Regions from separate parts of the Homo sapiens genome. Here regions 2 and 3 are each linked to region 1. The links are chromatin loops, found by intact Hi-C in ENCODE. Cell type or tissue: heart right ventricle. All regions are shown on one strand.

The links. Hi-C counts contacts between places; a loop is a spot of excess contacts. Peaks named below come from ENCODE experiments on the same cell type or tissue, not always from the same donor. Only the 100,000 strongest peaks of a DNase experiment are listed, where the experiment ranks them.
Region 2: a loop joins it to region 1, with 4 times the contacts of the local background. A loop is called at or near these places in 50 of 110 quality-filtered maps.
Region 3: a loop joins it to region 1, with 3 times the contacts of the local background. A loop is called at or near these places in 4 of 110 quality-filtered maps.

The regions. Positions count from the first base shown.
Region 1 is chr5:81,422,010-81,430,009 of GRCh38, reverse strand. It overlaps SSBP2 (single stranded DNA binding protein 2), which reads left to right. Exons shown (of 17, transcript NM_001256732.3): 16 at 1,327-1,425. Among named protein-coding and RNA genes, the nearest start is that of ACOT12, 32 kb to the right of the region's middle. In heart right ventricle, a CTCF peak has its summit at 4,334 (motif pointing left); no DNase peak of the experiment used is centred here; H3K27ac peaks cover 1,395 bases.
Region 2 is chr5:81,850,883-81,858,882 of GRCh38, reverse strand. It overlaps LOC124901018 (a long non-coding RNA gene), which reads right to left and starts at 5,685. Exons shown (of 6, transcript XR_007058843.1): 1 at 5,626-5,685; 2 at 4,853-5,022. RefSeq lists enhancers at 1,751-1,800, 6,142-6,992 and a silencer at 6,858-6,917. In heart right ventricle, CTCF peaks have their summits at 1,265 and 4,177; DNase peaks (open chromatin) are centred at 1,342, 5,903, 6,393, 6,922 and 1 weaker place; H3K4me3 peaks cover 3,078 bases; H3K27ac peaks cover 7,150 bases.
Region 3 is chr5:81,880,323-81,888,322 of GRCh38, reverse strand. The region is part of intron 3 of LOC124901018 (a long non-coding RNA gene); the gene reads right to left. Among named protein-coding and RNA genes, the nearest start is that of ATG10, 88 kb to the left of the region's middle. In heart right ventricle, a CTCF peak has its summit at 3,244 (motif pointing right); no DNase peak of the experiment used is centred here.

The sequences.
Region 1 (8,000 bases):
TTTTTCAGAGAAAAATTTGTCAAAAAAAATAGAATCCTCTTTATGCTATTAAAGTATATTTCCCAAGTCCTTGGGGTTTCTTGACACAGAGAGCTCCAATGGACTTCAGAGGATCCTTGTTCTCAGATCCTCCCTGCGGGGTGCACAGCAAGACAAGACACAGTGTATTTCTACCAGCTCATCTATCTATCTCTGCTTTACATTTTAACCATTTTCTTCTGGGAATAACTCATTCATGAAATGTTAATTTTTATGATACAAGTTGTTGTAGTTAAGACAAAATTCTCTGAGCAATTTTCTTTAAAAAAAAATCTAAAAACTAATTCCAAAACAATGTAAATAGGAATGGCTTAGGAAAAAGTAAGCCAGTAAGTAAGTAAGTTATTTCTTCCATTTGAAATAACAACTAAAAAATGTTTAACTCTGAAGTTTTTTTTTACAAGTTAATGAATTGGACCTTCAAAGAATTACAGTTATACTACTGTATAAACATGGTTTATAGTCCAATGTCATTCTACATTTCCTATTGATGTGGAGTATCAGGTATCCTGCCATGGCTAAAATTGTGCGGTAATAATGAGACTAGCAAATTTAAATAGAATATGAAGCAACGCACTGCTAACTTGGTGTTCGATTAGATTGCTAATAACAGTCATTTTATCTTCCAAGGAAAGTTCCAAAGTAAATCTACTCTTAAACTAATGATAGGAAAATATTCTAAAGCAGTTTTCTTTTGAGCCTCCTTTTCCTCTAAGAGTACATAATAAATTCTCAAGTCCTAAGGTGTCTCTTGTTCTTAAGTACAGTTGTTAGCTATCTTTCTTTTTTCCTTAAAGTTCATGTAAAAATGGTTGAAATAGTGTTATCTGTATACTGCATGTAGAATTAAAAGGAAATGTTTATTAAAACAGTGACCTTTCAAAGTTTGGTTAGTGAAATGACTAAGGGAGTTATTGTTCCATCTTGCCTTATCAGTGGGTAGGATCTCTTCATCATGCCCCTGCTGGGAATGTTTTAAACTCTCCAGTGTTTTAGGAACTCTATAAGCTGAGGGTGGGAAATTGAATAAATATTGATTCTGAAGCTAAGAAAATAGTTGTGGTAGGTTATTGGGGGTTTTTTTATTTTTTTTTAAATTTTCATTTGGGAAGGCATTAGTACTTGTCAAAGTGCAAAGAATGAAATAGAATACATGGTAGAAGTCTAAGATTAAAATTAGAAGTATGCTTTGTCCTTAGGGATGCTGTTTCAATATTCGAAACAGTACAGTGCAAGAGGGAAATTAAAATTTTCAACAATGCCTTGTTTTCTAAATCTTGTTTACAGAATTCTCCCAATAATATGAGCCTGAGTAATCAACCGGGCACTCCAAGGGATGATGGCGAAATGGGGGGAAATTTCTTAAATCCTTTTCAGAGTGAGAGTGTAAGTATTCCCTTGACTATATTATACTCAAATTTTATTTCTGAAGCTCTTCTGCTAGAATAAATGCATAAAGCCACTTTTACTGCTGTTTATCTAGAGTTCAACAGGTTTATCTTTTAGATAAGAGAAACTTTAAGTGGAATATCTTTGAAAATAATTTTTAAAACAAACTTTTTCTTTTTTATTCTGTGTACATAGTTAGAAAAACCATAATAATAGTTTTCTCATTGAGAACCTCCACTGTAAAGGAACAAACTGGAAACAGGTTGCCTATTTGATACTTTTTATAAGTTTTCATGCTACTAAAATGTCTCAGGTTGCTGCAAAACTAGGTGTGTTTCAGTGCTGTCCTCAAAATCTAAAAAGTCTGTTCTTACTTTATATAGTAGACCTCACTGGACTGAAGGCCAAATTGGCGGTCTGTTAACCTGAGCTGAATACCCAAGTCACTGCTTGCGTGTGATTGTACTGTTACACAAAAGTTCATTCCATATCTCCATAGAAGTAGACAGAACCAAAAAGAGAAGCAATAAAATTCATTCATTTAACAAGCAATTACTGAGCACTTACCACATGCCAAGGCAATATGCTAGGTATTGGAGAGACCAAAAAGACAAAATGGTGCCTTTTCTCAAGGAGTTCTATGTAATATAATGATTTTTTACATTAATATTTCACATTAGAAACCCCAATGGAATTTTTTAAAATACAGTTTCCCAGAACTCTCCCTAGACTTAGTGAATCAGAATTTCCAGGAGTGGAGCTGGGCATACTTGAATGTGGAAAAGCTTTGTTGCTGATGCTGGTGTACATTCTCTGCTAAGAACCACTGAACTGGAATGTAGCATAAAAGATTTCAAAACCCAAATGAATTTCATCTTCACAGGATTCATAGCATCCTTAAAATTTCTTACGGAGGACCTACCAAACTGCAGTCAGAATCATGAGAGAGACTACCCTCATTTTGCCCAACTCAGCATTTACCAGAGGTGATACCATCAGAATTTGAAGCACTGGCTAATAGCACGTCTACCTTTATACAGAGTGGCTGTTCCATTCCCAAAACAGAATACAAGATTGAGTGCTCTGTGGATTCTTGTAGTTCTGATATCCACATGGGACCTTTGCAGGGGACAAGACATCCCCTGTTTTTAGAGTTCGTTTCTGTTAAAATTATGCTGATCTGTAGTTTACTTGCAGGCAATATATGATTAGTGAGGACAAATAATTTTTTATGTGTAACAGTTTACAGTTGAAAAAAAAATTTAGCCTGTCAGTGTTAAGGAAAAACATGAGAAGCTACATAATTTAAGTCATAATGCTTAAGATTATGGGAATTATTTTTTAGATCCTGGTTCTTTGAGTGGTTTGCTTCAAAACTATGGACAAATTAATTTTTCTATGTTCACTTTTATCTAATTAAAGACATTTATTTCCTTTTCGAGTAATTTTACCAGCAATAAAGTGGTATAATTCAGTGAGGTATTTGATAATTCAATTCAGTTTAACATTTATTGAGCCTATTATATGCAAAGCATCAGGTTAAGACCAAGGTATTCTGAAATAAATATAACACCTACTTTCAAAGAGTGCAACCCAATAGGAAAAACAGATGTTGATATAACTAAAACGTGTCAGATTAATGAGTGCTGTAATGTATATATAAGCCATGTATTTTAAAAGTCAGAGGAAATGATTAATTTGGAGTTGGAAAAAAACTTTTTTAAAAAGCTTCCACATGACTTTCACTTATGGGCAGTGACAAGAGGAACTCTTCCCTCTACTTCCTTCCCAGATTTGTCATTAGTGACTGCTGTCTTAACAGTTGGAAGAGGGGTACCAATTCAGAACTGGCATCAGAAAGCTCTTCACTGGGGCAAAGATTCAGATATGCCAGGATGTGGAGAACTTCCTTGCACAGAATAAGCCCCAGCTTCTCCCTTCAATCCCTAATGGACTATGCACATGGCAAACAACAGATTCTTCTGTGAATATGTGCATTTAGAAACGAGAGCAGCTGGAACAAGGCTTCTTCCACCCCTAACTTCTGGCTCACCCTCCCTGCCCCTGAACTTAAGCGGGTTCAATGCTAGACTGCCAGCAGAGTTAACAGCAAACAGAAGTTCCCTGCTTTCTCTTCCCTCCTTGTCTCCTGTCCCCACCAGAAATGTTGTAAAAGGAAAAATAATTTGATGGTGGACTGAGAAACTGCACCACCACCCTGGAGGGTAGTACAGCCTTGGAAGCAGGTACACACTGGCTTCTCCATTCTTCTGTCTCCTGAGAAGAAGGGACTTGTTATGAATGATATCATTGTTATGTGTGGCTTTCTTTGTCATATTACTATACATTTTTGTTTAGATCTTTTTATAAAATCAAGCAATAAGAGGAGAGAGGAAGAAAGACAAAAGAGATTTGGTGCTGACAAATGTAAGGCTTTGAAGAAGTAAATAAGCTAGTTATCCCCAATAAGTTAGCTTTGCTATAATCAAGGAAAAGCAGAACTCTTAATGAATTCAAAAAGAAAACATTGTTCAATAAATGAACATGCAAGTTCTAGTGTTTAATACACATAACTCTGAAAGCACATATTTTTGAGCAGTCTGCCTTTTAAGGATCTGTCAGGTTTTATCTTGAAGTTAAATCACAGAAGGAGGCCTGGGAAGGGAGCAAGTATCTATTGAGTACTCTTTATGTACTAGATACTATCCTAGTCTCTTCACACTCACACATGCTGCTTCATTCAATTAATATAGAAACAAAAATGCCCAGCCCAAAGTCATAAACCTTGCGGTGCCAACATGCTTGACAAAACAAAATGCGAATCAAAAAATGTTTCACTGCTGAGGTTTTTTTTTTTTAAGATCACAACCAAGACCCTTTATTTCAAGAAACAAAGATGCCCCCTAGTGTTCAAACTGTAAAATGTTTGTTTTGGAAAGTATAGACTACAAAAAGCCTTAGTTCAAAAAAAATAGTTTTTCATGCTTCTCAAGTGAAGAAAGTAGCTGGTCTGGTCTTATTTCCTGAATTAATTTAGCAAAATATTTTCCCATGGCACTGAAATATAATCAATTGAGTAAACATGATATTAAAATAATGGCATCAAATAGGAATTACAAACAAGATGGTAGATTATCTCTCATTCCCTTACCCCCTTTGTCATTTTCTGCTATTGTAAAGAAATCACATCAGCCCCAATTTTTTAATGTAATCATAAATACTAAATTTATTTCAATTTATGTCACTTTTGTTTAGCTCAGGGTAGAGGAACTGTTCTTTATTTCTCTCTAAGAAAATAAAGTATCATACAGACACTTAAACAGAAATATAGTGAGAATTAAAGTGTTCTTGACATGTATAAACAGAAATTTATACACATTGTTCAAAGACTTCATGGAAATCTCTGGATTTTATGGTACATGAACTGGGCATAATAAGGAAAAAATCACAAGTTCATAGCAAGGCGTGCTATCTCATTTCACATTAAAAGATAAAATAAGTTGGTATACATTTAAAATAATATCTTTAAGGGTTACATTTTTAACTGAACCAAACTGTAATGCTGTTGACTGCTTTGTAAGAGCTGTTTTATCATCTGGTTAGGGAGAGCCAGACTCAGAATAGTTTTGAAACAGGGCAACCTGATATCACAGCATTTTGGCATAAACATTACAATATGTCATCACATATTGATGCAGCAGTACAATAGAAACATTGAAGTGTGGTCTCAGTACAGTACACCATGAATATTTTATGTCTCTAAATATGATACTCCATTTAACACCTACTCTTCCTTTACTTCTGGAAAATTGTAAGCCACTTCTCTACTACTTTGAAGAATAGTAATCTATAGCAAAATTCCTTTTTGCTTGCCCATTCTGTGAGTTTTCCTAGAAATTTTGTTATTTCCCCTTATTTCATTTTTTGAAGTAGTTTCAGTAATGGTGGCCAAACATGAGCATTTTACAGCCTCAGGAGTGTAAATAGCACGTTGCATATGTAGACACCCAGGCATAAATACAAACTATTTTACTGTACTAAATATATTTAGCATACCATCTTACAGTTATTTGTACTACTCAAAAATTAAACTTTATTAGATGGTTGCTCCTTTTTCTTTTCTTTCTTTTTATTTATTTATTTATTTATGTATTTTTGAGACTAGAGTCTCATTCTGTTTCCCAGGCTGGAATGCAATGGTGCGATCTTGGCTCACTGCAACCTCCGCCTCCTGGGTTCAAGCAGTTCTCCCAACTCAGCCTCCTGAGTAGCTGGGATTACAGGCGTGTGCCACCATGCCTGGCTAATTTTTGTATTTTTAGTAGAAACGGGGTTTCACCATGTTGGTCAGGCTGGTCTCGAACTCCTGACCTCAGGATCCACCCACCTCGGCCTCCCAAAGTGCTGAGATTACAGGCGTGACCCACCATGCCCGGCCAGTTGCTCTTTTTTCTGAGTTGTTTTGTATTGCGTGGAGCTGATGCTTCCATTTTGACTGAATTGGGCCCTCATTTTCTCTATTTTTTCACTCAGTTTCCTCCCTGGGCCAACCTCACTCTTTTAACTTCCCAACAAATCAGTAACAAAGTATCATTTTTCTGTAAGATTGACTTAAAACATTTGAAATATCACAGATAAAAAAATGTTAACAGTTGCCAGTGTTGAGATGATAGCAATAAATAAAAATGGTTGATAATAGAGTATATGCGTATGTATAGCTTGACATATATACATACTCTTAACAACGTATAGTATAATGAAGGCTATTCTATATTTTCAACACTATTTCCTAACATAACCTGACATATGAATGAACTGGAATAATTTTTTTTTTTTTGAGACGGAGTCTTGCTCTGTCACCCAGGCTAGAGTGCAGTGGCACAATCTTGGCTCACTGCAACCTCCGCCTCCTGGGTTCAAGCGATTCTCCTGCCTCAGCCTCCTGAGTAGCTAGGATTATAGGCACCTGCCACCTCGCCTGGCTAACTTTTTGTATTTTTTAGTAGAGACAGAGTTTCACCATCTTGGCCAGGCTGGTCTCAAACTCCTGACCTCGTGATCCACCCGCCTCAGCCTCCCAAAGTGCTGGAATTACAGGCATGAGCCACCACACCCAGCCCCAGAAACATTTTTAAAAAGCATTTCCTTTGAGGTCCTTTCTGAAATGCTTAGTATCTTTTACTGGTTTATATTATTGACACAGTATACTCAATAAGATCTTTGTTTTAAAAGAATGATTGATTATCTAGCTGCCCTATTAATTAAAATTACATACGACTAAAATTTCAGTTCCTAAATTGTACTAGCTACATTTCATGAACTCAGTAGCAACCTCTGGCTAGTGGCTGTTGCAGTAAACAGCACAGAATTATAACATCATCATCACAGAAAGTTATATTGGACTGATGGAATCACCAATATTTATTGTAAATAACAGTAGCTGCGGAAAGCATAGATTAAATTTATCTGTGCCCATTTTGCCATATTCTCTGATTTTTTCTACTCTAGTAAAATCTTGCTAACCACTTATTTTCTTTTTATTTATTCTTGCCTCTAAACTTTTAAATACCAAAGTATAGTTCTGTTTAGCCGCAGGCTCTGGATAGTTGAAGCATGCTGTCATTGTTTATAATGTGAGACGTGGAATCACATTATGTGCATGGAATCAATTGAGTAAACATATTAAATGGTATCATGTTTGTGATGATGAAATGGTGGGTTGAAATGTGATGTGATGAAATGGTACTCTGTTCCCCTCTGACACAGGGTCAGGGATCAGTTCCATGTCATCAGCATTTGTCTATGACTGGAGGTTTTGCTTTGCTTTGCTTTTCTGCTGCTATGATCAAGGGGAGAGGTTGTCTAAACTGAATCTCCTTTCTTGTTTCTGGCAGTTTCCCTCTATTTTTTTTTCTCCTATGACCTGTCTAAAAGTCTCCCCTTCTTATCACCATATACTCACTATAATCCTACATACAGGATCAGTTCAAGTATGTAATTTCACTTTCCTGTACTGAAACTCTGTAGGCTGTGAAGTGATTAACAAGTATTAATAGATTTTCCTTGATGTAATGCATGTTTATAGGATTAAACAATCCTCTTCCTATGGTCCAGTGACCCTTTTCCAGGCCTAATCACCCACCTTTCCTCAGGAACAGTGCATGTTTTTGGTTTGAGCCCTAATGACATCTGGCCCAGACATGTGCCAGCTGAGCCATTGCCCCTCTGTGCTCTTCCCTGGGGAGTCCTGCTTTCACACTATAATCCATCCATACATCAGTACACACCTATATGTCTTTCTGATTTCTGCAGCCGGTCTCAGCTTGTCTATAATTCACTTCATTTTATTCTCTTTCTGCCAACTTTCTGAAAAGTTCGTGCTCGCCTACCCAGGATTATCACAGCTTCTGGTTAGGTTCCTGGAACCTGGGACCAATCCCTTTGACTTTATCTGCCTTTTTCTAGGAGGCACAATTGTTATTAGCATGTTGAAAGGAATTGCCTTTTACCCTGGTCCTCATAGGTTTCCAATAAAACGTTTAAAAAATTTCAGGGTCCACATTTACATTTTA
Region 2 (8,000 bases), 430 kb before region 1:
GATACTCTATGTGAGCACTCAGAAAATTGAGGAGCACAATTTTTTTTTTGCTGTTATAATTATTAAGAGCCAGACTAAATTACTCAGTAACCCTTTGCTGCCAAGCATTACCAATATAAAATCTGCCCTACATGAAGGCAACTAGAAAGGTAAATGTCCTATAAAATGATTACAGCTTCCAAAAATAATACAGAAATGACTTCAGATGAAGTCTTTATTTCCCTTCATGATTTGGGACCATAGAAGGATGACATTATTCTTAAGCTGTGTGGCTGTAGCTCTCAAAATTCAGCATATATAAAAATCACTTAGGAAACCGTTGAAACTGCAGATTCTTGAGCACACTCCCACCCCACCCAAGATGCTGGTTCAGGAGGTCTGAGATGACTACTGAGTTTCATTGTCATTTCTTACTTAAAGAGAAAGGGAAAAAAAATCTGGAGGTTTTTTCCCCCTGTTAATTATGTGAGCCATCAGCTCAAATCCCCCACTATTAACCTGAAGCCCATTTGGATTTCTGCAAATCCAAAGCTTCATTCTCTTTCATGTTCTCTTGGCTCTAACCCAATGCCTAGGTTCCCCCAGGTCCAGAATTCTCTGAAACTAACTATTTTGCCTTCCTCTAGGAGTAGGGAAGTAGGACTGACTTTCCAACGTTTAACCCTTGAGAAATAGCTGCAGTGGTTCAGCACATCAAAAGCATGAGTATGCTATAGCAACAGGAGGGGGGATTTCTCCTAGCCTTCAATTTTTCTTTTTCTTATAAAATCAGGGTAAGCACTAAAAAGTAGAAATGAAATAAAAGGCTGAGAAAATCTTGTTCTTTCTCTTACTCTCTTAAGATACTTTTTGAGATAAATCCCTGGGCAAGGAAGTGCTAACATTTTACAGAAATTATGAAGCATCAAGACTCACAGGAAAAACCCTGTTCTTATCCCAGCACTCACTTTGAGAGGGCACTCCAGAGCCCAGGCAAAGCTAGCCTGGAAAATACTGAATTGATGACTTTGCCACGCCAAGGTTTCTCCCCGGTGGGGTATGTGCCAGGCGTCTCCTCTGTGCCTCCCTGTGCTGGGTCCTCGCGTGCTGCATACTCCCTGGACTCGGTCCCACCTCCACCAGCCTCCTAGGCAGGAGGAAATGCAGAATCTGCTCTACCCCAGGTTGCCGCTGACAACTGAAAACTGAGTCCAGGGAGACAGCGTCCTGGGCAGCCTGTTTTTGCTTTTTCCCAATCTGTTCAATTCAGTTTCCTGCCGACAGGAGCGTTCTCTTTTGCCAGCTTTAAATCACTGAGTGCCCTGGGCATAGGCCCGGCCTCTGGAGCTGTGCCCAGTGCTTGGCCCACTGCTTGGCTCACTGCCCAGGAGTTGTCAAGTGTCTGGACAGGGTATCTGTCCCTTCAGCTGCCTGTCCTCCAATCTTCTCCTTGGAACAGTGAGATGGGACACATCCATCCCTGTCATTTTTCCAAGCCTACCCAAAAGCTTCTTCATGCCCTTGTTATGGGAATGGCGCAGTATGGTTACAAGCATGGGCTAAATGGGGAGGGTTCTGGGACTTTTAAAGGCATTTAGGGATTCCTTCTGAGCCCTCCAGTGGTCATAAAATACTTTAAAGGGCTTCTGGGCCCTGGGCTGTGGGTTCTCCAGGAACCACAACCTGAAAGCAGCCTCTGCTTACAGGCCTCTTCTAGAACTTCTTCATCCTTAAGATCCTTTGACTAAAAATAGTTTTTTGGGGGTGGGGGCGGAAATAAACCTGGCTAATTTTATCTTTAAAGAGCTTTTAAGTGAGGCTGAACCTGTTAATCTGTGCTCTGCCAGAGGAGGCCTGATGGGGGCACACTACAGGATACAGACTAGAGGAGAAGAATCAGGCGTGTGGCATAAAGAAGGAACCACCAGCTAGGAGGAAGGATGGCAAGGCTGGAGAATCCTGGCAGGTCAGATTTCCCACACCAGGCTCCTAAACACAGAGATTTCCATCATATGTAAATCTCCAAAGTAGGATGCATTCAGAAAATTGTAGGAAAGTAAACATATTATTTTTCCACTAGGTAAGTGGCCATCGCACATGTTACATATCTGGAAATTTAAGTTAGAGCAGCTTGATCCTTTTCATATCTAATTCTTAGTAGTAGTTCCAAGCCAGGTTGGTATTGCTTATTAACAAAACCGAGGCTTCTTCCCGCACCCCCCACCGCCCACCATAAAAAGGCAGTTATCCCTATAACATAAATCTATATATTAAAAATTTTTGCTATGTTTCCAAAATCATAAGCAAGAGAACCAGGTTCTTTTCCTAATTCAAGATTCTTTATTTCCATATAAACAGAAAGAAATGTCTGATTAGGTTTTTAGAAAACAAGTTTAGCTTGCAGAATAAGCCATTAGAAAAAATCTCAATTTTACCTTTATATACAGCACATTTGGAAAGAAAAACAATTGTGGACCAAAGAAATCATGACATGCTAAAATGTAATTGCCGTGATGACTCTGATTACAGCCACAGTCAAAAGATATTCTAAACTTTTAAACCCACAGTTTAGTTAACTTTTTTTCATGTCTCCTCATTATAATAACAAGTCATAGAATAAATGGTCATTTAGAGCATTATTTATCTAATTCCCACATTTGCAATGAGCTGGAGATACTTTCCACATTCCACTTTTAAAAATTCACTAAAAATTCTTTGGGTCGCAGGAGTAAAATTAAACATCCTGCCATGGATAATGGTAAGTGAAATTGCAATCTGTGGTCCTGGGTGTAAAGATTAGCTTCACTCCAAAGCATTCCCAAATAGAATAACTTCAAATGCTAAACTTTTCTTTAATATTCCTTATGGACAAAGAGATTCTATAACAACTTGAGGAAAAAAACCTATTCTATGTTGTGTGAAAACGTTAAAGATATTTTTATCTATAAAACTACAATTATTATCAAGGGTTTACTAACCCATTTAGGATTTTAGAATCTTTCCTGTCTCATTTCAGCATACGGTACTTTTTGGCTAAATACATAAACTCATTATAATTTCAACACAGAATTTTTTACAGCAGCAGCAGTAGCACTCCCAAACATGTAAAAACATGTTACAGGTTATAAAACAGCAACAGATTTCAAGTGCAGTCAAAGTAATCTCAGATTAAAACTGGCAGCAAGTCCTAATAAGCACATTCACCCAAAAAATAGCATTAGAGATTGGACTGGTTATTAAAAACAAAGAAGGAAAATAGAAATAGGACATGAATGTAGCATAATACAAATACACACACACACACACAAACACAGCGAGACAGAGAGAGAGAATATAGTATGCATAGGTATTAAAATACATATATATTTTAGCAGACAGAAAATCCCAAACAGCCCTATAGGAAGCAGGTATCTCTCTCTCACAGAACTGCTTTCATTTTGACCCAAATTTGCTGGCTTACTTGAAATGATTTTACCTTTCTCATTACAAATTCATTTAAAGTAAAACTGTAGAATCTTGAAATTTAGAGCATCAAAAATTATTTATCTTAAGGGAATGAATTCTGCCATTATTTAATTTCATATACTATTTCTTTTCTTTTGTCATTTTTTGGTGTTAAATTTTGCAAATTTAGTCTAATGCCAACCAGTGATCTGCCTGGGAAACTTGCCTTAGCAGGCAGATGTCCAGATCAAAAAATAGCCTAGCCTATCTTTATGGAAGAAATATACACAAACATTCACACATCATACAAAACAAGGTTGAAATGGGTGGGGCCACTTGATTGACGTCCATTTGTCACTTTCATTGGAAAATTTCATGGGCAGCTTCCAATATGCTTAGACAAATTTAGATGAATGAAAGCGCTGACTAATGATGCTATTATCTATATACCAAATATAGAAGAAGGCCTGAAAACTCTGAGTTGCTCATGTGAACTACTAAAACGAGGGGGGAGGAGAACTTAGAAAAATGAGAAAGATATATGTTAAGACAGCAAATTAATGAAAAGAAATAGCATTCAGATATGTAAAATGATAAAAGATCTTAGTGTATTCAACAGGGCCAAGTCTTTAAGAATTGCAAAAAATGCATTATCTACCATCTTTTTAGCAATAAAATTATTTTAACCATCAATAACTAAGGGTTGTTATTTTAGGAGAATGAAGTCAATACATTTGTTTCCCTGAGGCAGGCAGGGGCAGTATTGTGCTATTCCTGAACTTCATTAATATTCATTAATTTTTAAAGCAGTTTGGTTAGCTTTGGCTATTATCTATGCAGATATTTTGCCTTTAAATAAAAATAATGACAAGAACTTCATTATTTAAAAATGTAATTAGCATGAAATTCAAAACCTATGTTTTCATTAGTGGACACTATTCACTGGAAAGTATATATTTTTCAGAAAGATCTGTTTTAATTGAATTTCTAGGATAAAATTCTAAAAGTCATGCTGACTAATATAACCTAAATGTAACTGAAATTAAACTGAAAATACTTTACAAATTTTTCAAATCAATCTCCACTTTAAAGAACACCATAGTTGACCCAATTAGTTCTGCAAATGAATTCAGTTGTTTGACATTCTTCAGCATTTCACAGTAGACTATTTTCACCCATCCAGCGCCTTAGATCTCTAAAGACCCCAATGCACATTTAGTGATATTTACCTTATGAAGTAACTAAATCCAGATGAGCATAGAGCTCACATCACTGTAAAAAGAAATTGTTTCCTCGTGCTTCCCACTCCCATTCCGGAACTAGAAACTGAAAACTCTGAAAATTATCCTTGTGCAAGTAGGGAATTTCAGACAGAAATGCAAAATAGTTTTATTTGTAAATAAGCCCAACCATAGGAAGCATACAATACCTTGTTCTGCGAAAGGCCTCCAGTCTTTGTAAATCAGGCTTTTTACACTATGACAGATGAACAACCAGGGCAAATAATTCATGCACATGGAGTTGGAAATGGAATTCTCCACATGTCCTTCATTCACCTGTCCACACTGAGGTCCAATATGTTGAGTAGTACTTTGTGGACTATAAGAAAATAAGTAAATAGAAATACCACCCGAAGAACAGGAGTCTGAATAAATAATTAAGGGAAATTTTTGAGGCATGGCCAAGGGGAAAATTTTACCGTAGTGAATAGCCAAACTTTTCAAAAAACACATTTCTCTCTGCCCTGCCACCATCCCCCCACCGTGTGTGTGTGTGTGTGTGTGTGTGTGTGTGTGTGTGTATGTGTGGGCGCGCGCGCATTTAAGGACTGCCTGCTCTATAACTGTATTTTAATGCATTTGATTTCTGTTTGTCCAAAGTACCTTCCAGTTTCAAGAAACGCCCCGGTTATATTTTCTTCAGATTTTGTTTTTTTGTTTAAGGTAAGCTGGCCCCTTAAGACTGATACAATTTTCCAGTTTAGGGCAGTTTGAAAAAGAGGAGAAAGCATCTTGCTTCTTGCTATTGAAGATACATGACTGTAGACCTAATTTTCCTAAAAACATACTCACTAACAGATGACCAACAAGAAGAGAAAATTCAGCTCTTCGCTTCCTAAATGGATGAAACCTGCCTCCCCACTCCCACAATATCATAGTGGGATAATGAGTAATATTAATCTCTTCAGAGATATTTACTCACTCCGACTTATTTTTGAAGAGTAGAGAAGAATGTGGCTGCACCCACAGGTGGACAGATACTGAACTCTCTCAGCCGCCCCATCTGCCTGGACACCACGTGGGGTATTACCGCAACCCCCTTTCTGTTCTCCCCTGTTTGAGTGCAGTACTAGTGGCTTTCCGAAGCAGATACAAAGTTATTATCAGTGTCTGAAGTTCCAGCCCCTCCACAAAAGCCTGTGGCCCCCAAGTAGCACCCCTTCATGAATGCCTGTGTCTCAACTCTGCAAGGCCGACCTTGTCCTCTCCATCATCTGAGCAGGATTGACCCTGTCCGGGTAAAACTATGGAATGGAAAGTGTTAATCAGAGTCCCCAGGCGCTGGTGGAGCACCTGGAGCGTCTCAGCAGGGGAGCAACTGGAAACCACAAACATCAAACTGTGTTGCTGCAACTTGAACTAAACGCCGAGACCTGGCTGAGGAAGTCAGTTAAGTTTAGACCAAATGGTCTTAATCAAGGATACCAGAAGAGACCTCTCAAAGACAGAAATGATGGTGCATCCCTGCCCTCCAATCCTATGGAATTTTTTTTAATGTTGCAATTTAAGTCTCAGAATACATTTTATGACCCCAATGCCCTTTATTCCGAAAGATGCCGTGAGATGTCTGCAGAAATGTCCTGCAGGAGTGTGGAGAGCACAGTGGGCGTCCCGGCCCTCCCAGCTTTGCCTCGCCATCACTTCCATATAACCTTTGTTGCGGGGTCGGGGGACCCAAAGCCACCTTCGCCCCTGTCCGTACATCCTCCAAACAAGCAGCAGCCAAGAGGCTGCAGGACCCACTCGCCGGCCCCCAGCCCCAGCCGCCTTCCCGCCCCCAGCTCTAGCTGCCCGCCTGCCGCCTCCGCTGCCCCTTCCTCACTCCCCACCCGGGGGGCCGTCTCCCTTATCTCCATCCGCCCACCCCCCCGCCCACCCCACAGGCACTCTCAGACCCCACCAGCACATTCCTAACAGCTCCAGCTTTCCAGGAAAGCAAAAAAAAAAAAAAAAAAAAAAAAAAAAAAGACCACAACATCACGGGCAGGTTTATTTGGGTTTGTTTGTTTGCTTGTTGGCTCGATTAAATACTCGTGGAAGGTGAACGTACCCCACACAGGAGAAGTTTGATGTTGACAAACTTCTGGTGGCAGCGAGACTGTGTCAGCACAACTTCCGGGATAATGAGAGCTGCTTTGCAGGGAGCGCGGCAGCCGCGGCGGGAGGCGGCCGCAGGACGGAACAGCAAATGCTATTCAGCCCGAGCAGTTTCAAGCCGCCCGAGCTGGGGAATTACTGTAGTCGAGCTACGGCTCCTACCACCGGCGCTGGATCTGGGCGCGCGTTAGGGGGGGAAGCTGCAGGCACAGGGCGCCGAGAGGGGAGCTTTCAAGTTACTTTGCTCCATCCCTGCACCCGGCAGAGGCTTGCAGGCTGCGTGGTAACTGCAAACATCTTGTTCCCTGCTTCTTTGGGCGGTCGCCCTGGAACCAACCAACTTTTCTCTCCCCCAAAACTCCCTCTTTGTTTCAAATAGGACTCTCCAAAATTTATTCTTGGGAAGACTGACAGCCGGGGTCAAGAAACAGCTGTTGAAGTTAATGTTTCTTCCTCCCACTTCGTCTGATGGTTGTGCCCTGCCAAGACAAAGTGAGAGGCACTGCCTGGTGGCTTCTTTAAACAGACATGCATTTAGCCAAAAAGGGTTGGGGTGGGGGTATATTTTCCTGCTTAACATACAATCTGATCAGAAATGCAACAGCATGTGCCTTTCAACTTGTGCTGATTACTTGCTGAAAAGATGCTGTAGCTTTTAGTTTTGAACACTTTGAGCATTGGGGGCGGGGATGGCGGGAGACTTAGTGGTTGACACTTTCCATGTTTTGGTAAAGGGGCTAAAATTTTAAACCTTCCTCCCTCTGATCCACCTCTGGCCCTCTAAGAAAGATAGAATGGCCTGGGGGAGGGAGAAAAGAGTTGCATTCCTTTGCAAGGTTTAAGTCACATTTCAAAATTCAAATCATTATGCAGAACAAGGGCTTGCCTAGAGCTAGGCAAACTGTTTTTATTTGGAGATGACCTAGGCCAAACCTTGGAGAGTGCTGGAGCTCCTGGTGGCTTTCTCCACACTAGGCCTGTGTCGTCTCTCCTTTCCCAATCCAACTCCTTTTCCCTTACTCAGAGGGCATATTCTAGGGGGAAGCTGCCCTGTTCTTTGTGCTGCCTTCTCCAGGTGAAGGCTGATGTTAACACTGCTCTTCCTCCCCTTAGCGTTTTAGAGCCCCTGTGAACTGCTGAGAGGCCCCTTGGGATTGTCCTCCAGAGTTTCCCTCTCCTAACTGAGCATCTCCCAGGCAT
Region 3 (8,000 bases), 460 kb before region 1:
TGATGTTTTCTATTCTTGAGAATGTTTGTGATTCCTGAAGGACATGATTCTAGAAGCAGAAAATCCACATATAATAAAGTAGGAGCAGCAACAATTGTGCCTATGTTTAGTACTTCCCATGGCTTGTTCATGTTGGCTTTTTGGTTTTTACATTTCTCCTTAAGACTGACTTTTTTGTTATTGTCGTTCAAAATGTCTTCCCATTCTAGACTACTAAAGTCTGGCTCAAACAAACATGACCATTCTCTCACACCAAAAGCAAGAGGCTCTATAACCTTCCTATACCGTTCTCATTGCTCTGATCCTGAGACTACAGGACATAGCCTGTGCAGGTGGGGAGCAGTCTCTTCACTATCATTTGTTGTCTTCAGCTTCTCTTTTTCTCTACCACCAAAAGAAAAGTATGACCTTAGGTTGAAAAAGAAGGGAATTACTAAACACAAACTTGTCAAGCTCTAAGACAGTAACTCTCAAGTATTCTTCTTAAGAACTGGGCTTGTCACAGTCAACCCTCCAGGCAGAAAGTTAGCCTTCCACCACTCCCTCGTACCTCTTGCCTGTCTGAATTTTCTCATCTTGTGATCTGGAGTTTACCTTGGTAGTTTTCCTGACCTGAAAGATATTAGGACTCCCTTTCTTATATTTGGATCCTGCCGACAAGACTGCTTGTGAGGTGAGGAAACGCCACATTTCCATGGTGGCGATGCGCCACTGTGCACACGTCGTTACTCTGTTGGCGGGTGGCAGGGCTGACCCTTCGCTCTTGGGCGCTGGAATCTCCACTGAGATGCCTCCAGCTGAGCAAGCTTTTTCTGGCCTGTGTGGTCAGGTACCTTCTCCTGAAGGAGTCGTCATTGGTTCGGTAGTGACATGTCTCACAGGATTGCCATCAACCTTTCTTTTCTTATGTTGGCTTTTTGGTCAGTTTATTGTTCCTGATCTTCTCAGTGATGTATAGATATATTGCATAGGGAACCCCGGTGACTAGCTTACTATTCCGTGCAGTTAGCGGGGATCCCCGCAAGCAGCTCTGAGGCCCTAAGAGAAGTCCAGCATTTTACTATATCTTCTGCCATTAGCAAGTTTTCTTAAAATCTGCATATAATCTACTTAAAGATGTCAAGGCTGTTTCTGCTTTATTCTGCAAGAGACAATTTTTGGTTTTGCAAGTTCTAGTATGGGTGGGTGGTGGCTATGGGAGAGACTGCACATCACAAAGCAAACCTATTTCTGGATAATAGCAGAGGAAAATTTTGCAGATTCCATACTGGCTGGTCTAACATTGCACAGCTCTGTGTAACTGTAAATTAAGAAAAGCAGGCCGGGCGCGGTGGCTCACGCCTGTAATCCCAGCACTTTGGGAGGCCGAGGCGGGTGGATCATGAGGTCAGGAGATCGAGACCATCCTGGCTAACAAGGTGAAACCCCGTCTCTACTAAAAATACAAAAAATTAGCCGGGCGCGGTGGCGGGCGCCTGTAGTCCCAGCTACTCGGGAGGCTGAGGCAGGAGAATGGCGTGAACCCGGGAAGCGGAGCTTGCAGTGAGCCGAGATTGCGCCACTGCAGTCCGCAGTCCGACCTGGGCGACAGAGCGAGACTCCGTCTCAAAAAAAAAAAAAAAAAAAAAAAAAAAAAAAAAAAAAAAAAAAAAAGAAAAGCAGTACTAAAGCTACAGATATGCCTTTATTTCCCCCAGCTTTTATTTTGAAAGATTACAAAGCTACAGAAAAGTTCCAAGAATAGTGAGATGAACCTCCATATAACCTTTATCTAGATTTCCCAATTACTAAACATTTTGTTACATTTGCTTTCTCTCTCTGTACATATGTATAGGTGTATTTGTTTATGTGTGTATATATATATATATATATATATATGCTTTTATATGCATACACATTATTTTGCTGACACTTTTCTCCTAATAATAAAGACATTCTCTTACATAACCGTAAGACTGGAAATTTAACATTGATATGATAACATTACATATTACAGGCCATATTCAAATTTCTTCAATTGTCTCTTCAACCTCCACCTCCTGGGTTCAAGCAATTCTCCTGTTCAGCCTCCCGAGTAGCTGTAATTACAGGCGCCCGCCACTGTGCCTGGCTAATTTTTGTATTTTTGGTAGAGAGGGGGTTTCTCCATGTTGGCCAGGCTGGTCTCGACTCCTGACCTCAGGTGATCTGCCTACCTCGGCCTCCCAAAATGCTGGGATTACAGGCGTGAGCCACCGTGTTTGGCCTCTTCAGTCTCTTTTAACCTACATCAGTTCCCAGTCTTTCTCTCTAGTTTGCAACATTGATACACGTATTTTGTTACCGATGTTTTGTTTTGCAAAGTGTTTCTCAATTTGATTTGTTTGACTATTTTCTCGTACTTAGATTTAGGTTAAACTTGGGTTTTTTCAGGAGGGGCAGATGACATTGTGTGCATCAAATTAGGGACCTCTCAATGTGAGTTTGTACCTCATTGGTGGTGCTAAGTATGTCTCTTGGTGAAGGCAGTAGCCACCAGATTTCTCCATTGTTAAATGTACATTTTCCCTTAGTAATAAATAAGAATCTATGAGGTAAAATTGTTTGAACATTTTATTTCCCAATGTTCTTTCATCCAATGATTTTAGCATCCATTAATAATTTTTGATGAAATAAGTATTATGGTGGTTGTAAAATAATAATTTCCTGTTTCTATTATTCCTTCTACATTTATTAGTTGTAGACTCTGTACTAAAAGCCGGAACATTGGATAATTGTACTCAAAAGCAAAATGGACAGAGAGGGCTAAAGCTAAACACTCTGCATGCATTGTTTCGCTAATTCTTATAAAAGCCTGTAAAGTAAATACTATCTATATTTTATTGAGATATTTTAAACTTCTGTGATTAATACGAAAGTACTGATATATAGATATTACACCACAAATAGACATTCAGGATAGAACACTCAAGAATATTCACAGAGAGAAGGAAGCTTCCAACAGGGCCAGAATTAACATTTCCTTTATGTACACCTGATAAAAATATTTCTGCTTTTAGGTATGTGTATGTCCGTGTGAATTTAACCAGTCCTTTAATGATGTTAATCCAGAAGCACACAGCATATATTAGGTAGTTAAATACACATTAACTGCTTAGATAACTTTATACCAAAGTTCTCAGCTGACTTCAACTTAACCAACTTGCCAGATTCACAGACGCTCTCCGTTCCCTCTGTGAACCGAATTTTCTGATATGCACAGCATGCTGGGCACTTGAGGGCAGTAACTACTCTCCAATGTATCCAAGGACTTCTGCTCCCACTTCTGCTGTTATTTACTAACCAAGAGTCTGTTGTGTTTGTTCCCAGGCCTGTTTGGGTTAATTAGACTTGTGATTGTAGTATTTTAATTAATTAAATTAAGCATATTTTAATTAAATATTATGAAAATTGTCAAACTAGATGAGCAGAAAAGAGTATAGTTGTTGTTCTGAAACAGAGTTGAATGCTCTGGAAAGTCTCGATTTAAAAAAAAATGACTATTACAATAGGTGTTAGTAAGAAAAGTTTAAAAGACTGGAACAGGAATCATAAAAACCCCAACATGGTCTAGATTAAGAATGTCTGAGAAATGTCTGATTCACTTTAGATAAATTGAAACTGGAGAGAGATGTGTTATGGATGTGATTTATGCAAAAAAGACTTCAAAATACAGATTTATACTAGAATAGAGGGGAGGTCTTGACTCTACATTTAAATATTGTCAAATGAATTTGCATGTGCCATGTTATTATAGTTTTTAGAATTTGGGACTTTAACCAAATATTTTTATTAATTGGCTCATTACTGGTTTTGGTCTTATCAAATATGAGCTTCTACTGTAAAGATCTCATTCTACAATCATTCCTAATTAAGGTTTCTGTATCTTTAAAAAGTCTCAAGTTAAACAACCATTTTAGATTCTGTAAAAAACAAACAAACAGACAAAAAATCTGTAGACCCAACTGACCACTGCAGCCAAGCTTCTGGTTCTCCGAACAGACAAATGGAGCACAACAGCCCCCTACCAGTAAGATGACACCTAAACAAGGTTTATATGTGCTGAACATCCCTTAGGAATGGCAGAAAACATTCTGGGACTTTATATGCAACTTTTATATCATATGTTATATGGTGCATATTATTTATAGGTTAAAGTTTCTATTGAATTTCTGTATTTCAGGAATGGCTACCATTTCTTTTGAATCTCTCTAAATACCTAATACTGTTCCCTGCTTTTCCTAAATTAGACCTTAAAAAAATTAGCTGAGAAGACAATATATAATAGTTCAGTACTGCAGAGGCAGAGAGTCCACAGCCTGTCTAGCGGTGTACATCTGTAGCCCTTTCCTCTTCTGACATGAGCTCCAGCTTTTATTTGGCTTCTGGCTGGAACTGCTACTTTACCACCGATCTAGAGCAGGGCAAACTGCCGCTGTTCATCTCGTAGGCACTAAATAAATATTTGTGGGTGACCTTTTTTTTCTTCACTTCGGAAAAATATTAAGGAGCTCAGATGACATCTAATATCCAGGACACAAAGACCACACTCAGCAGCTAGACTGCCCCTGTGTGTGCAAGGGGGGCCCAAGAGGGAAGGGGGAGGTAGACCCAAATGACCCCTACTGTGCTCTGTCCTCCAAGTAAATCTGTGGTACAGAATCAGTCTCTCCCCGCAAGGGCTGGACAACCAGCCTCACCCTTTCAGCTGGCAAATGCAACTGAGTACAAAAGCATGGGCATCAGAGCATAAATAGAGCAGCGTCATGTCACATCATGTCACATCGACTTTGGTGGAGTCCCACTGTTGGCTGAATCTAGTCCTGACTCCTCAGGCTGACATCTGAGCCCAGAGACTCCATGCCTGCAGTCCACCTTCCTAGCTCTGTCTTACGACTCTCATACGGATACATCATACTCCAGCAAAATGGGAACCGCTCTTCTCAGATACGCCCTTGTTTTTACCCGAATTGCCTGCCCAATCCCACTCAAAACAACCCCATTTTTGCCTATTAAAATCTGACATCACTTTTCCTTGAAGCCTTCTTTGACTTCTTTAACCCATGGTCATCTCCCTCCTTTGAACCCCGCTGAGCATATTCTGACCCTTTGTGCTGACTTTTTGCCGACCTCCTTACCCTCCTTGGGGGCAGGTACTAAGTTTTACTCAATTTGAATTTCCTCCAGTACCTTGCCTAGTCAGCACCTTGCACATAGAAGGTGTTTGACCTTTAAATAAATGTTTGATAGCTGTTAGTTGAATTATACGAGTTTTTGACTCTAGAACCAAGTAGTGTAATGCTGGAAGAGTTTAGGAAATATTTTTAGGAACTAAAAGATACATAGATTTGGAATGAAAATGTTCTACTCTAACCATGAAATTCTCTGAGCCGAAACATAATTCAGATAGACTATTTGACTTCCAGAGATGCTTCTTATGTATGCTATAAATAGGGTTAGTGTTTATTCCAAGGCAATTTTTATTTATTGGACACAAGGAAAAATATTATTTCTTTCTCTTGACATTTTACAATTTCTGTCTTCAACAGTTTTGACTCACATTGTTAATCTAATTTATTACTAAAATATCAATAGTCTTTTAAAATTATTTAAGATTGTGTCTACATTTTTGGCAGTTAGTGGTCAAATACACAATCCTAATGCTTGAGACTTCAAATAAATACAGGGAACTACTCCTTATATGAAAGGCTTTTCTATAATTTATTATTGATACATTCTATAATGATGTATATATTTCCTCCTTGCTTTTCTGCCACAGAGTTGGGTGGCAGGCAGCTGAACAAGCACTAAAGAACTTTCCCTATTAACTTTATTCTGCTGTTCAGGATGGATTGTGACACTGACAGCATTATGGATCACTCAGCATCCTTCCCTCCCCCTTATTTTTTCTAGTACTTTGTTCCCTTAAGGCTGAGGGCATTTCAAGGTGGGTTCAGTGCATTAAATATGTGTGTGGTCTGACTACAGTGCCAGGATGGTATACACTAATGATCTCATTCCAGATTCTGGCTTCATTTTTATCTCTTGTGTGTGCAGTACACTCAGCTAGATCATGATCAGCAGACACATTCCCAATTCCACTCATCTTGCTAATTTCCACGTGTGCCATCCAAGCCAGTGTATTTCTTATGTTTGGAGGCAATTTCCCTTAAATGTGGCCATCAAGTAAGATTTTGAGCATCTAAAAATGAAACAAATGGCTTAAAACTACAATGAGACAAAGAAATACATTTTGTTGGCTTCAGAATAATAACTGGACTTTACTGCTTAAATGAAAAACTGCTGGTCTATGGTGATAGGAGAAAACACAGTTACCTCTCTCCAAAATTCTGGCCCAACAATGACCTATGAAAGAAAATCTTGTTCTAGCCTGTCATACTCAAATACTTTTAAACAAATGACTGGAAGTTCTGAATGATATATAAAAGGTGATCAGTATTTCTTTGGCTCAATGCCCCTTTGTATAAACATAGGAATTCAAGTCTTTAATCCGTCTCTTTTGTCACCTTGGGGTTTGCAGAGCTCTCATAATACACTGAGGACTTTATGTTTGCAATTCCTTCTGCCTAAAATGTTCTTCCCACAGATGTGTACGTGGCTTGCCCTTTCATCTCCTTCAGGTCTTTGCCCAAATGTTCCCTTCCTTCTCAGTGGGAGGTTACATAGGGGCAAAGCCTATTTCTATCTTCCCTCCCTGCTTCATTTTCTCCATAGCACTTATGACCACCTGAATGATTATATATTTTTGTTTATAAACTGTCTCCCTCCACCACTTGAAGCTGCGTGAAGGCAAAAGTTTTTGCCAGTTTTATTCAATGCTGTATGCCTAGCCCCTAGAAGATTCCTGGCTCATAGTAGGTACTCAATAAGTATTTGCTAGACAAAAATAATGAATTCAGTTTCTTTCCCCCTTTATTTTCTCCAGCCATCTTTCCAAAACATAAATCTGATCATGTTACTCTCATGCTTATGAACATTCAATAGCTCCCCCTTACCTACAGAATACAATTAAAATGCCTCAGGTTGGCATACAAAATCCCAACCCACCTCTCTACTCTTTCCTCTTAGCATTCATCTCCCGCGACCTACAAGCCAGACACACGGAACCCTTGACATTGACCAAAACTGCCCTGCATCTTCCATCTCTATGCTTCTGTGCACACTGCTCTTTTCACCTACAGTGTCTTCTCTACCATTCTATCTGAGCAACTCATGATTAGCCATCAGCACCCAGGTGAAACTTGGGCTCCTCTGAAAAGCTTTCCTCCTCCATCCCAGGCAGAGTCAACTTGTCCCCTCTCTGGGCTCCTAGTTTTATTATATTTATTATGTAGTATTAAACCACAATGCCTTTTACACCAATCTAATAGCATGGATGACACAGGGATACAGTTATCTATGCATCTTTCTTCTACTACAAATCTGTGATATTTTGCATAGTAGTTAAGACACAGTTGGTGCGTAATCCCCCTTCCTTCATTTATTCTCAGCCATGCCTCAAAACTGAGTCTGCTCCAGTTATGACATAGAAACTCTTCAAGAACTGGAAACATCTGATAATAATCTTTGAACCCTGGTAGGTTCTCTAGAGATTGACTGCAAGGTTTTTGAACACAATTTTGAATGAATAATGGATGGATGGATGGATGCATGGATGCATCCACCAGAGGCCAAAGTTCTAGGTACTTTCTTATGTTACCTCCCTTTTTGGAAATACTACTTTTATGCATAACTGCTTCATTACCATTCTTTCTTGCATGTACAGTCGTACCCTCATGTGCCCAATTAGACGATTCCACATGATTTGGGGGACGTAAATGATTAATTGAAGACACAAGTGATTAACTCTGGAGAGCTAAATGTTACGTATAAAAAATGAAAAAAAGAAAGGTTCATTTGAGGCCAGACTGAAAACCTGGACAAAAAAGTTAAAGATACTGTGTACAAAGCAGCAGCCTGCA